Regions from separate parts of the Homo sapiens genome. Here region 2 is linked to region 1. The links are chromatin contacts, found by Hi-C or POLR2A ChIA-PET in ENCODE. All regions are on one chromosome and are shown on one strand. Each heading gives the region's core, a stretch centred on a gene start or an enhancer-like site at or near the end of the contact. The rest is flanking DNA. Distances are from core to core; before and after follow the strand shown.

Region 1 (6,260 bases), core at 1-2,500:
AATAGCCGGGTGTGGTGGCGGAAGCCTGCAATCCCAGCTATTCAGGAGGCTGAGGCAGAGAATTGCTTGAACCCAAGAGGCGGAGGTTGCAGTGAGCCGAGATCACGCCACTGCACTCCAGCCTGGGCGACAGAGTGAGACTGCGTCTCAAAAAAAAAAAACAACACAAAACTTTTTTTTGGCGGGCTTGGTGGGTCACACCTGTAATCCCAGCACTTTGGGAGGCCTAGGCGGGCAAATCACCTAAAGTTAGGAGTTCGAGACCAGCCTGACCAACATGGAGAAACCGTCTCTACTAAAAATATAAAATTAGCCTGGAGTGGTGGCGCATGCCTGTAATCCCAGCTACTTGGGAGGCTGAGGCAGGAGAATGGCTTGAACCCGGGAGGCGGGGGTTGCAGAGAGCCGAGATCGCGCTTCTGCGCTCCAGCCTGGGCGACAGAGCGAGAATCCATCTCAAACAAACAACCAAAAAACCCAAAAACCATAGTATCCTCTTGTGTACGCAGCCGGCACTCAGTAAGTGCCCCTGAAGAGCACTTATTTATTCATTGCTGCGCGAAGCTACGGGGGCAGGTGGCACAGCGCCACGCAGGAGTAGAGACTGCCAGATTGTTCTACCGCCAACCTTAGTGGCGCCACAGGAGATGGACACGGGAAGACTATGACGTTACTGGCCCTGTGACGTCATGGCAGGATCCGGGCAAGAGAAGCCAAACGAGGTGACGAGCTGTAGACTACAGCAAAAATATGGAACGCTTCACGAATTTGCGTGTCATCCTTGCGCAGGGGCCATGCTAATCTTCTCTGTATCGTTCCAATTTTAGTATATGTGCTGCCGAAGCGAGCACGACTCAAGGGTTACTGTCACACCTATTTTAAGCCCTTCAATCAAATCATCTTTTGGTTAGGATAACTTATGGTCGGTTTCATATTTAGCATAATTTCCTACAGTGGTATGTTGCAGAACAACTTTCGTGCTTACGCTTACTTTGATGTCTTCGATCACGTAAAATCCCATATCTTATCGTAATTTTACCGCCTTATACTGGCCTCATAGCCGCGGTGGATTGTGGGTGCCAATATGCAAAAGAGGTGGCCCAGATGCAGGCCCGCCCCCTGGAGCGGCCGAGGTAGGGGGTGAGGCCTCCGCGGGCGCCGCTGGCATCCCAGCGTTCTCTGCGGGCGCAGGGGGGCCGCTCTTGCCCGGCGTGGCGACTCGCTAGCGTCAGCAGCGCCGCAGCCGGACGAGAAAGCGGAAGATGGCGGCGGCGGCCGGGAGGCCGTGAGGAGAGCGGCGGCTGCGAGGGCGGCCGATGGCGGCCGGGAGGCGCCCTCGGACACTTGCGGGTCGTTAGGGCGCGACGCTGGGAGGCATGTCGGAGCACGTGGAGCCCGCAGCTCCGGGGCCCGGGCCCAACGGCGGCGGCGGCGGCCCGGCCCCCGCGCGCGGGCCTCGCACCCCCAATCTCAACCCCAACCCCCTCATCAACGTGCGCGACCGGCTCTTCCACGCGCTGTTCTTCAAGATGGCTGTCACCTATTCGCGGCTCTTCCCGCCCGCCTTCCGCCGTCTCTTCGAGTTCTTCGTGCTGCTCAAGGTGACCGCGGCCCCGACCCCCGACCCTTGACCCCAGCGGCTGTCCCGACCCCCAAGTCTGCTACCTCCGACCGCGACCCCTGGCCCCGCTGGGGACAGCGAGCGCCACCCTGCACCCTGAGGCCTATACCCGGCCCTACCGATTAGGGCTCTCCCTCGCGACCTCTGACCCTGGGATTGGCCAGGGACACCGTCTCGTGACCCCATCCCGCCCGGGGACGTCCACCCGGGAAGGCCGGATCCCGCTGCACTAGAAGCCGCTGTTCTCTACTCTGGAAACCTCACTGTCAGCTCCCTCCAGGGCCCATCCTGTCCCCGGCGACCGCCTTTCCCAGGTCCCCACCTACCCAGGCTTGGAGTCCGGTCCTGGCCTGCGAGGTAGCACCTCCCGCCCTTTGACCCCTGACTGTGCCGCCTGAGACCCTCAGTTCCGAGGCCTCTCTCCCCTCCCAATGTGCTGGCCCAGAACCCAGCCTGACGCAGGTCTCCCTCGGACCAACCCCTGTCCTGGAAGTCGACTCCCCACTCCCCTCTCTCCCTCCTTGTAGCCTTTCAGCTGCGTTCCCCGCTCCTGAGCCTCAGGGGAATGTGACTTAGCTGAGGTCACCTCGCTAGGGTTAGCGGCAAAGTCACCGGCAGCAGCGTACCACCCCATCCCCGGCCTCTTCCTCCGCTGGGTCCCCACTCCCTTCCTGCTTCAGGAGCTCAGGTTGTGGGTCTGTCGCCCGTGCCTCCCCTATGAGGCACCGGCCTCCGCGTCTTGGGCTCTGTCCCCCTCCCGCCCTCCTCAGATGGCAGAGGTCTCAGCCGTGCAGGACAGGCATCGGCCTGACTCCCTCTGAGAAGGAGTCTTGCTTGGGTGACAAGAGGGGCTCAGTAGCAGCTGCAGCCCCTCAGAAAACAAGCTGGCCGGGGTCCTGGGCCACCTGGCGAAATGGGGACGTGGCCGTTTTCGTTCTGCATCAGAACACCGCCGCGCCGGGGCTTGGGGGCTGCTGAAGTTGCGCCGTGAGCTTTTTGGATCTAGCCTGCAAAGAGGGGTCCGATGCTGGCGGGCCAGGCTGCGATCGTGGGCAAGTTCCCAGCCTGACACAGGTTGGTCAGGAGCTGGCTGCTTTTTTGGGCTCGGCAAGTGGAGCTGGACCTTGGCCGTCCTGCGGACCTGGGTGTGGGTCCCAGCCTGCTGCCACTTCACGGAAGGCCCCCCAGCCTCCAGATCCGTGCCTCCCCAGGCCAGAGCTCAGCCCATCATCCTTCCCACCTTCCTCCCTGCAGCCCCCCAGAGTGGCATGGTCGCCTCAGTAGGCACCTGAGCAGGGCTGTGAAGGGTTACGCAGGCAGGCGGCCTTTCCCGGCTCTGGGGTCCACAGACGGGGCCTGAAACTGTGGACGGAGGCTGGTCTGTGGACGTGGGTTTTCCTTCCATGGAGTAGCCTGGGAACAGGATGGAGCCACTGTGTCCTTAGGCTTGTGGAGGGTGTGTGCTGGGTGCCAGGCCAGGTTCCCCCGACGGAGCTCAGCCTCCTTGGGAGGTGCATCCCTGTCGCCTGGGCCCTGGTCCCACCATGTCCCGGTTTGGAAAGGGATCAAGCCTACCCGGCTCCATCTCCAGGCCAATACCACTCACAGGTGGTCAGATGGGGCTGGGCCAGAGCTGGAGTTCCCCGTCTTCTGTGTAGGGTGGAGACTCTTGGGAGGTTCTCAGTAACCCCAATCCCTCCTCTCTCAGCAGAGGGCTTTGGACTGTGAGATCTCTGGGTGGTGAATTTTTTTTTTTTTTTTTTTGAGATGGAGTCTTGCTCTGTCACCCAGGCTGGAGTGCAGTGGTTTGATCTCGGCTCACTGCAAACTCCACCTCCTGGGTTCAAGCAATTCTTCTGCCTCAGCCTGCGGAGTAGCTAGGATTACCGGTGCCCACCATCACAACCGGCTAATTTTTTTGTCTTTTTAGTAGAGACTGGGTTTTGCCATGTTGGCTAGGCTGGTCTCAAACTGCTGATTTCAGGTGATCTGCCCGCCTCGGCCTCCCAAAAGGCTGGGATTACAGGCGTGAGCCACCATGCCTGGCCTGGGTGGGGAAATCTGTTCTTTGTGAATTTTCCACCCGGTAATCTGGTGGCACAGAATCTGACCCTGCTGCCTTCACTTTTACTTATCTGCAAAGTGCAGGCTGGAACTGCCTGATTTCAGAGGCTGCCTTGAGTTCCAGAAGGCTCCTCTGCTTCCTGCCTGCCTGGCTTCCGGGGGTCTCCCTGCAGAGAGCCAGGTCCTCCCTGGTATGATCCCTTCAAGGTGGCTTCATCCTGTGGCATCTGTGCAGCTGAGCTCCCAGCCCTGAGCTGGCATGGAGTCCCCCAGCTCTCACCCATGCCTGGGTGGCTTTAGGAAATGCCAGGATCTCCCAGCTCTGAGCCAGCATGGAGCCCCCCGGTCCCTCATCCATGCCTGGGTGGCTTTAGGAAATGCCAGGCAGTGCCAGGTGCTGGGGAGAGAGGAGGCGGCAGGGGCCTGTGTTCCAGGGGCCCTCGGGAGACCTCCATCCAGCCTCAGTATCCACCTCTGCTGGCCTTCATGGCCCTGAGCCCAGTGTGGCAGAGACTGTCCATCTTGGGGCACTGGGTGCCTGCACCTGTGCGGTTGGGCTCTGGACCCAGGTGACCACCAAGTGGATGCCCACAGGGTGAAGGGGTCTCGACTCAGCACCCCTGGACATGGGCAGGGGCCCGCGCCTAGCCACAGGGAGTAATGGGGCTCCTCTTGTGGGGTCGTGACGATTAAAGACGGGGTATGTGAGACCCCAGGGGCCCTGCTCTGAATGGGGGACCTGTCACATTGAGGCCACTGTGAGGCTGCAGTGGAAGGAGAGGCCCCGGTGGCCTGGAGGCAGGAAGCACCCCGGGTGGACAAAGGGGAGCCCCAGGTAGTGTTTCCTGGCTGGGGCTGAGGGCTCTGTGTCCCACCTGGGAGGAGAGTGTGGCTCCGCGGGCTTGTGTGTCCGTCGGTCTGTGGGTCAGTCAAATACCCAGAGAGCGGGCAGGCTGCTCCTGGCACTCCAGGTCTGTGGGGAGACAGGAAAGGAAAGGCCCACCCAGTGGCCGAGTGTTGGGGTGCCCTGAGAGCCTCGGCCAGAACATCCAGGAAGCTTCCTGGAGGAGGCGGTGAGCACGGCCCCAGGCTGGGGGAGGTGCTCCTGTGGGTGCAGCCGTGTGTGGGCTGACCCGGAGGAAGGAAGGGTCATAGGGGTGGGGTGACTCCTGTGCTGGGTGGGCAGGGCCTCCTGGAGGTGAGCCACAGCCAGTGGGATGGGGTGGGGTGTCCAGGCAGCTGGAGAGCGTGTGGGAAGGCCGTGGGGCTGGAGCATGTGGGTGCCTGCTGGGGAGCCTGGGTCAGGGACAGGGTCATGGAGTGTAGGGGACTGGACCACCCAGGGCATGCGAGTGGCTGAGCCAGGTTGCGGGCAGAGGGTGGCCAGGGGCCCATGGGAGCATTTGCAGGTGAGCTCCCTGGGGAGGGTTACTGTGGGCGTGGACGAGGCTGCCTGGGCGTGTGGCTCAGGGCCGGGCCTGGTGAGGTGGCTGCTGCAGGGTGGCTGATGACAGACAGGTCTTGGGGAGGAGGACCCGGGACTCGGGATGAGCCTGCGTCTGGCTGGGTGGTGCCTGCTCCTTGTTTTGTGGTGGGAGACTGAAGGGGAGCTGAGGCTTTGGCGGCAACGGGCCTTGTCCAGTGGGGCATTTTTCTGGTCATGCTCAGTCAGGGAAGAGGGGCCCTGAGCTCGGTCAGCACGGAGCACCTGATGGGGCAGAGACACAGTGACGTCTGAGTCATAGCGTCTGGTGGACTTGAAGTCTTTGACTGGAGTGTGTGCACATTGTGTGAAAACACTGGTGCCCTCTCATCACGTCCGCTGTCTTCATGGGACGGGTCACTCACACCAGTGCTGGGTGTGGCAGGATGTGTGTCCTGTGCCCTCTCCCGCTGACCCTGGACCAAGCTGACCCTGCCCAGGGCAACCCCAGGAGCTGCTCTTCCCCGTGGGGCCTTAATTGTGCAGACTGGCACTGCCCTGGCCCCTCCCTCCTGGCCATGTGACCTCAGCAGGTCCAGGTCTGTCGGGACCTCTGTGTCAGTTCCTCGTATATAAACCAGGGATGGTAACAGCCGTGCGTCCCTTGTGAAGCGTTGGACAGCCCCGACCTCGGCCCACTGTGTATCAGCACTTTTTGGAACATCTTGGCACAGGGTCCATTGCTGTCCTGGGCACAGCTCCTGCTGGATGTGTGGGCCTGGAAGGCAGAGCGTGGCCACCAGCAGCATCCACCATGGGCCTCGCGGGCCCCTCTCTCCTGAGAGTGCTGAGCCGAGGGGCTGTGGGGTCAGTGTCTCTGACCGTGACCCACCACTGGGCCCAGCCTCCGTGGCTCCTGTCCCCAGATGCCATATGGGGAAACGCTAGGCTTTGAAAGCATCTCAGGCTCCGGGGCTGCCCCCCTTCCACACTGCCCTCCCTGTCTTCCCCAGGACACAGGGGAACCCTCCCCAGCAGAGGGCCCTGCCCCCTCCCCCCGCCCACCCCTCATTTGTAGCTCCGGCGTCTGTGGGCGGGGCCTGAATGCCTGGCGGTCAGGGTTCTGCTCTTGCCTGTTTCTGCTTAAATCTC
Region 2 (6,260 bases), core at 2,559-5,058, 860 kb before region 1:
AAGTCTCACTTTGTCGCCCTGGCTGAAGTGCAGTGGCACAATCTCGACTCACTTCAACGTCTGCCTCCTGGGTTCAAGTGAGTCTCCTGCCTCAGCCTCCAGAGTAGCTGGGATTACAGGCATCTGCCACCATGCCCAGATAATTTTTGTATTTTTAGTAGAGATGGGGTTTCATCGGCCAGGCACGGTGGCTCACGCCTGTAATCCCAGCATTTTGGGAGGCCAAGGCGAGTGGATCACGAGGTCAGGAGTTCAAGACCAGCCTGGCCAAGATGGTGAAACCCCATCTCTACTAAGAATACAAAAATTAGCTGGATGTGGTGATAGGCGCCTATAATCCCAGTTACTCGGGAGGCTGAAGCAGAGAATTGCTTGAACCCGGGAGACGGAGGTTGCAGTGAGCCAAGATCACCCCCCTGCACTTCAACCTGGGCAACAGTGAGAGACAACATTTCAAAAAAGAAACAACAACGTAAAAAAGATGGGGTTTCACCACGTTGGCCAGGCCGGTCTTTAACTCCTGACTTCAAGTGATCCTCCAGCCTCAGCCTCCAAAGTGCTGAGATTACAGGCGTGAGCCACCATGCCCAGCCCTCATTTTTATTTTTTAGAGTCAGCATCTCCCTCTGTCATCCAGGCTGGAGTGCAGTGGTGCAATCACACCTCACTGCAGCCTTGAACTCCTGGCCTCAAAGAATCCTCCCACCTTGGCCTCCCAAAATGCTGGGGTTCAGACATGAGCCACAGCACCCACTATTTTCTGGGACAATTGGGACAGAGGCTCGATCACAAAGGGTCTCTGGGGAGGAGGAAGGGATGGGTGTCCTTCTGAGACATTTGAGTGTTTACAGCGTGCGTTTACCTTTCACCAGGTGGCCTTGGATTGGTGGGCCACCCTGCGGGCTTATCCTCCTCCCCTTGGATGGTGTCTCCCTGTGTCCCTGTGGGGGCTGTCGTTTACAAGTGGAGCTGGGCTTTCTGGTGCGGTCCAGCCCTGGTCCTGCCTAGCTCACAGTGGGAAGGGGCTGCAGGGAAGATGGGAGGGGGGAAGGAGGCTGGGGACAGGCCTCTTCTGGCCCTGGTGCTCAGAGAATTCACAAGGACCTAGGAAGAAGCCTGGACTTGTTTTGGCCTTTGGACCTCAGGAGAACCTCAGCGGAGGCTGGGAGCCTCGAGGGGGACAGCAGAGGCAGGGGAACGCTGGGGCAGCTCTTGACAGCCCCAGGGAGACCCAGGCAGCTGAGTCCTGAGCAGGGGCGCCAGAGGTCCAACAACACCGGAAAATCAGAAAATGAGGCAAAGCAGCCAGGTGCGGTGGTTCACGCCTGTAATCCCAGCACTTTGGGAGGCCGAGGCTGGCAGATCACTTGAGGTCAGGAGTTCGAGACCAGCCTGGCCAACATAGCGAAACCCCATCTCTACTAAAAATACAAAAATTAGCCGGGTGCAGTGGCGGGTGCCTGTTAGCTCAGCTACTCGGGAGGCTGAGGCAGAAGAATAGCTTGAATCTGAGAGGTGGAGGTTGCAGTGAGCCGAGATCGCGCCACTGCACTCCAACATGGGTGACAGAATAAGACTCTGTCTCAAAACAACAACAACCAAAAAAAAAAAGAGGAAAGAAAATGAGGCAAAGAAACCCTGGGCTATCTCTAAGTCTCTAGTCTTTTGAGCCTGATTCCTTCCCTGGCAGCTGTGTCCTGAATTTGAGGAATGAGCCCCTGGGGGCAGGATTGGCCCAGGAGCCTCAGGCTTATCTCAGAACAGTGGAGCTAAGATGAGAGTCCCTGGGACGGAGCGGGGGCTGCGGTTGCCTGCAGGCTGGAGGAGCATTTTGAGCTGGAAAAGGCACGAAAGCTGGGGGGAAGGCACATATGAGAGAAGGCCTGAAAAGCAAGGCTTCCCACCAATTCACACTCACACTTCCAGGCTGGGCCCCTTTGGTGTCTGCAGCCCTTTCTGCCCCTGTCCCTGTCACTTCCTTAGAAAGGCCTGCCCTGACCACGCTCTGAGATTCTCCAGTAACCTTCTTCCATTTTCTTTTCTTTACTTTTTTTTTTTTTGAGGCAGAGTCTTGCTCTGTCGCCCAGGCTGGAGTGCAGTGGCGTGGAGTAGCTGAGATTACAGGTGCGCGCCACAACAGCCGGCTAATTTTTGTATTTTTAGTAGAGATGGGGTTTCACCATGTTGGCCAGGGTGGCCTAATTTTTGTATTTTTAGTAGAGACAGGATTTCACCATGTTGGCCAGGCTGAACTCCTAACTTCAGGTGATCTGCCTGCCTCGTTCTCCCAAAGTGCTGAGATTACAGGCGTGAGCCACTAGGCCCTGCCATAATGCAATTTTTTTTTTTTTTGAGACGGAGTCTCGCTCTGTCGCCCAGTCTGGAGTGCAGTGGCGCGGTCTCAGCTCACTGCAAGCTCTGCCTCCTGGGTTCACGCCGTTCTCCTGCCTCAGCCTCCCGAGTAGCTGGGACTACAGGCGCCCGCCACCACGCCCGGCTATCTTTTTGTATTTTTAGTAGAGATGAGGTTTCACCGTGTTAGCCAGGATGGTCTTGATCTCCTAACCTCATGATCTGCCCGACTCGGCCTCCCAAAGTGCTGGGATTATAGGCGTGAGCCACCGCGCCCAGCCCATAATGAAATTTTTTTAAGAGACAGGATCTTGCTCTCTCGCCCAGGCTGGAATGCAGTGGAGTGATCATAGTTTTATTTATTTATTTATTTATTTATTTATTTATTTATTTATTTATCTGAGACAGTCTTCTTGCTCTGTCACTTGGGCTGGAGCACAGTGGCCCGATCTTGGCTCACTGCAACCTTCGCCTCCCGGGTTCAAGCGATTCTCCTGCCTCAGCCTCCGGAGTAGCTGGGACTACAGGCGCGTGCCACCATGCCCGGCTAATATTTGTATTTTTAGTAGAGACAGGGTTTCACCACGTTGGTCAGGCTTGGTCTCAAACTCCTGACTTCAGGTGATCTACCTGTTTCAGTCTCCCAAAGTGCTGGGATTACAGGCATGAGCCACCGTGCCCGGCCTAATGTAATATTTTAAAAACTAATGCAAAAGAATTTCTGATGAGCAATATATAAAGACTTTAAATAAGCTGGTCATGGTGGCTTGTGCCTATAGTCCTAGCTACTCAGGAGGCTGAAGTAGGAGGTTCACTTGATCCTGGGAGGTCGAGGCTGCAGTGAGCTATGATGGCACCAGCCTGGGTGACAGAGTAGACTCTATGTTAAAAAAAAGAGGCCAGGTGCGGTGGCTGATGCCTGTAATCCCAACACTTTGGGAGGCTGAGGCAGGAGGATTCTGGGGTCAGGAGTTCGAGGCCACACTGGCCAACATGGGGAAACCCCGTCTCTACTGAAAACACAAAAATTAGCTGGGCATGGTGGTGGGCGCCGGTAATCCCAGCTACTCAGGAGGCTGAGGCAGGAGAATCGCTTGATCCCAGGAGGCAGAAGTTGCAGTGAGCTGAGATCGCGCCATTGTACTCCAGCCTGGGCGACAGAGCGCGACTCCATCTCATAAAGAAAAATATTTTAAAACATTTCTAAATGTTGATGTCTGAGTTTTTTTTGGCGTCCCTGTAAATTTTGTTTTCCAGGCGAGAACTTTACTGGCCTCAACCTATTCCGGGTCCCCAAGTGAATGAAACCTAAGTTTGGCCCCGCCCACAGAGCAGCAGGCCACGCCCCTCGACATATCAGCCCCGCCCCCAGGACGCTAGTCGCGCGGTCGCTCTGTGCCTGCAGACCCCCGCCCCGCGCGCTCCTCGCGTCACTTCCGGGGCGGTGGTGAGAACGAGGCTCACTTCCGTCCGTGGGGGGAGCTGCGGCGGTGGCGGTGCAGGAGGCCGGGCAGGGGTGCGGAGGGACCGACGGACGCACGGGCGGGCGGCCGGGAGCCATGGAGCGCGGCCCTGGGGCCCGGGGGCGCGGGCCGGGGTGGTGAGTGCCGGGCAGGGGCGGGGGCGGGCGCGGCCGCGCGGGGTCCCGGGCCGGGCCTCGAGGGCCTGACAGCCCGGTTGGACGTCCCCGAGACCCCTGCAGTCCCAGGGCTTCCGCGGGTCCTGCCCGAGGAGCCCAGAGCAGGGGCGCGGACCGCGGATGAGCGTCTGTGATTGGGAAAGCCCTGTCCCCATCCATTCAGCCCTCCGGCGTGGGTTGCGCTCCCACCCTCCTGCGGACGCGGCCCTTGCCTTCGGGGAGCACCCGTCCGAGCCGCGGATTCCGCTCTTTTGCCCCGAAACTGCCCCCAGTCCGACAAACGCTTCGGCCTCTCGCCCCCCAAGGCAGCTCCCAGGGGCCCTCCCGAGCCCTGCTTCCCAACCAGCTCCCAGTCGCTGTTTCCCTTGTCAGGCTTCTTCCTGCCACCCTGACTCCTGGGCGGGCTTCCCGGCCTCCGCTCGCGTCCGTTCTCCGGGATGCAGCCCTTCTCCTATGTTGTCCATCGCTTGCTCGGGACTTCTTCGCGGCCCCGCCATTTCTCCCAGGATGAAGTGCAAACTCTCGGGGGCGCGACCTCACCCGTCCCAGGCTCTCTCTTAGGACCCTTCTGCTCACTTCTTCCTCCCAGGGTCTGCTCTAGCCAGGAGCCTGCTCTGTCACCTCGGATTTTGCTCCTGCTTGTCCCTCTGTCCCATCCCCCTGTCACCTGGCCCGTTTGTCTGCCCTCTGATATGGCCGCGCCTCCCCCCAGGCGGGTTTCCCACCCTGACTGGTTGAGTGAGGTGCAGTCACCGTCTCCCATATGTAGGTCATCTTCCAGTATTTTGGCTGCTCGGTTGCTTGCTGGTCCTCAGAACACCTCTAGCTTGCAGAGGGTTGCCCAGTTAAGTGCGTGGGAACGGAATTGGTGGGATTCAGGGTGTCAAGGGTGTGTGCCCAGTGAGTGAGGCGTCTGGGTTTGCACTCCCCAGTCCACGCCCATTAGTGACACTAGGGAGGTTCCAGGTACCTGTGGCTGGAGAGGAGAGGAGACTAGACTTTCCCTTCCCTGTCAAAGCTGGCGGACCTTGGGGATTCTTTTCCTCCTGTGCTTCCTCCTTAATTCTGTGCTGCCTACCACCTGCCCATTCCTTTAGTGAGTGGCAGGTCATGGTCCTGCTCTCATAGAGTTTCTGGTTTGGAGGTGGGGGGAGATCTGGCCAAACGTGTGAAAAATACAAGCTGTGGAAAGAGCGTGTAAGGGGTCCTGTCCCAGCTTTGAGGACTCTGAGAGCGTTGGCAGTGAGGTGCAAAGGGTGGTTGGGTTGGGCAAGGCTGTCTAGTGAGGTTGGGGAAGGGAGTTCCTGGCAGAGGAGCAGAGGCAGGAAGGGGCAATTTGGCTTGTCTTGAGGGAGCCAGGAGTGGCAGGGTGTGAGATGAGTGAGTCTGGAGAGGTCGGCCTGAGCCGGAATGCGGACCTGGCAGGCTGTGGGGAGGGCTTTGATCTCTATCCAGGGAATAATGGGAGGCCCCCAGGACACCCCAAGAGGGAAGCGGCTCCATTGCATTTGTGTCGTGAAAGATTGTTTGGCTGCTGGGGGAGAATGTCCTGGAGCAGGTGATCAGCAAGGAGGGAGGCTGTTGCTGTGGCTCTGGTGAAAGGTGATGGAGGCAGGGACCGGGCGGTGGCTGATGGGAGACAGGCAGAGCCACCGGGCTGGTGATGGACCGGCTCAGATCCAGTGGGTGGAAGGAGGTGTCAAGGATAACATCTTTGTTTCTGGCCTGGATAGTGGGGCCCTGGCCACCTCGGTGTGCCCCTTCGTCTCCGGGGTCTCCAGGGGCCTGCTGCTGTCCACTGGGCTCTCAGGACCCAGCTGCATGATGCCACCTAAACTGCAGGGCCCTCCAAGTCCCCAGCACCAGCGGGGCAGCACCGGTAGGGCCTGGACCTCTTTGAGAATATGTTGAAAAGCTGACATCAACCTCGACGCTGTGGATGTTGGGCCTGATCATTCTTTGGGGTGGGTCTGTCCTGGGCACTGCAGGGTGCTAAGCAGCCTCCACCCAGTCCCCAGTGGTGACACCCAAAACTGTGTCCAGACATTGACAGGTGTCTCCAGGAGGGAGACTCGCCTCCATCTGAGAAGCAGAACCAGCCTGACAGTCCACCTCCCGGCTGAAAAGTGCTTGCATGTGCGATTTGCCTTCCGCCTGGGAGTCTGGGGGCACTGGGATGCCATCCTTGCCCCACCCTGGCTTTCAGAGCTCTCTCCTCTCCTCCTCGTGTGCCCATGAGTCCGGCTCACAGGAACGTGGGTCTCACATC

Evidence for each region. Hi-C counts contacts between places; a loop is a spot of excess contacts on that map. ChIA-PET counts read pairs that join two places held with the same protein, here RNA polymerase II (POLR2A). Pooled maps may share reads with other maps.
Region 2: a pooled map shows a loop between it and region 1 (4-fold over the local background). The contact joins the promoter of ABHD17A here to the promoter of TMEM259 in region 1. A Hi-C loop is called at or near these places in 1 of 37 single-sample maps with no recorded cell type and 1 of 50 pooled maps. POLR2A ChIA-PET finds 5 or more read pairs at or near these places in 1 of 52 experiments (H1).

Annotation. Positions count from the first base shown.
Region 1 is chr19:1,016,113-1,022,372 of GRCh38, reverse strand. TMEM259 (transmembrane protein 259) reads left to right here and starts at 1,250. Exons shown (of 11, transcript NM_001033026.2): 1 at 1,250-1,601. The coding sequence starts at 1,377. RNU6-2 (RNA, U6 small nuclear 2) reads right to left here and starts at 851; the gene lies at 745-851. RefSeq lists silencers at 1,059-1,168, 1,329-1,398, 1,429-1,488, 3,747-3,966 and an enhancer at 2,764-3,363.
Region 2 is chr19:1,883,044-1,889,303 of GRCh38, reverse strand. It overlaps ABHD17A (abhydrolase domain containing 17A, depalmitoylase), which reads left to right and starts at 3,808. Exons shown (of 5, transcript NM_001130111.2): 1 at 3,808-3,952. RefSeq lists enhancers at 1,219-1,724, 1,725-2,229 and a silencer at 4,396-4,543.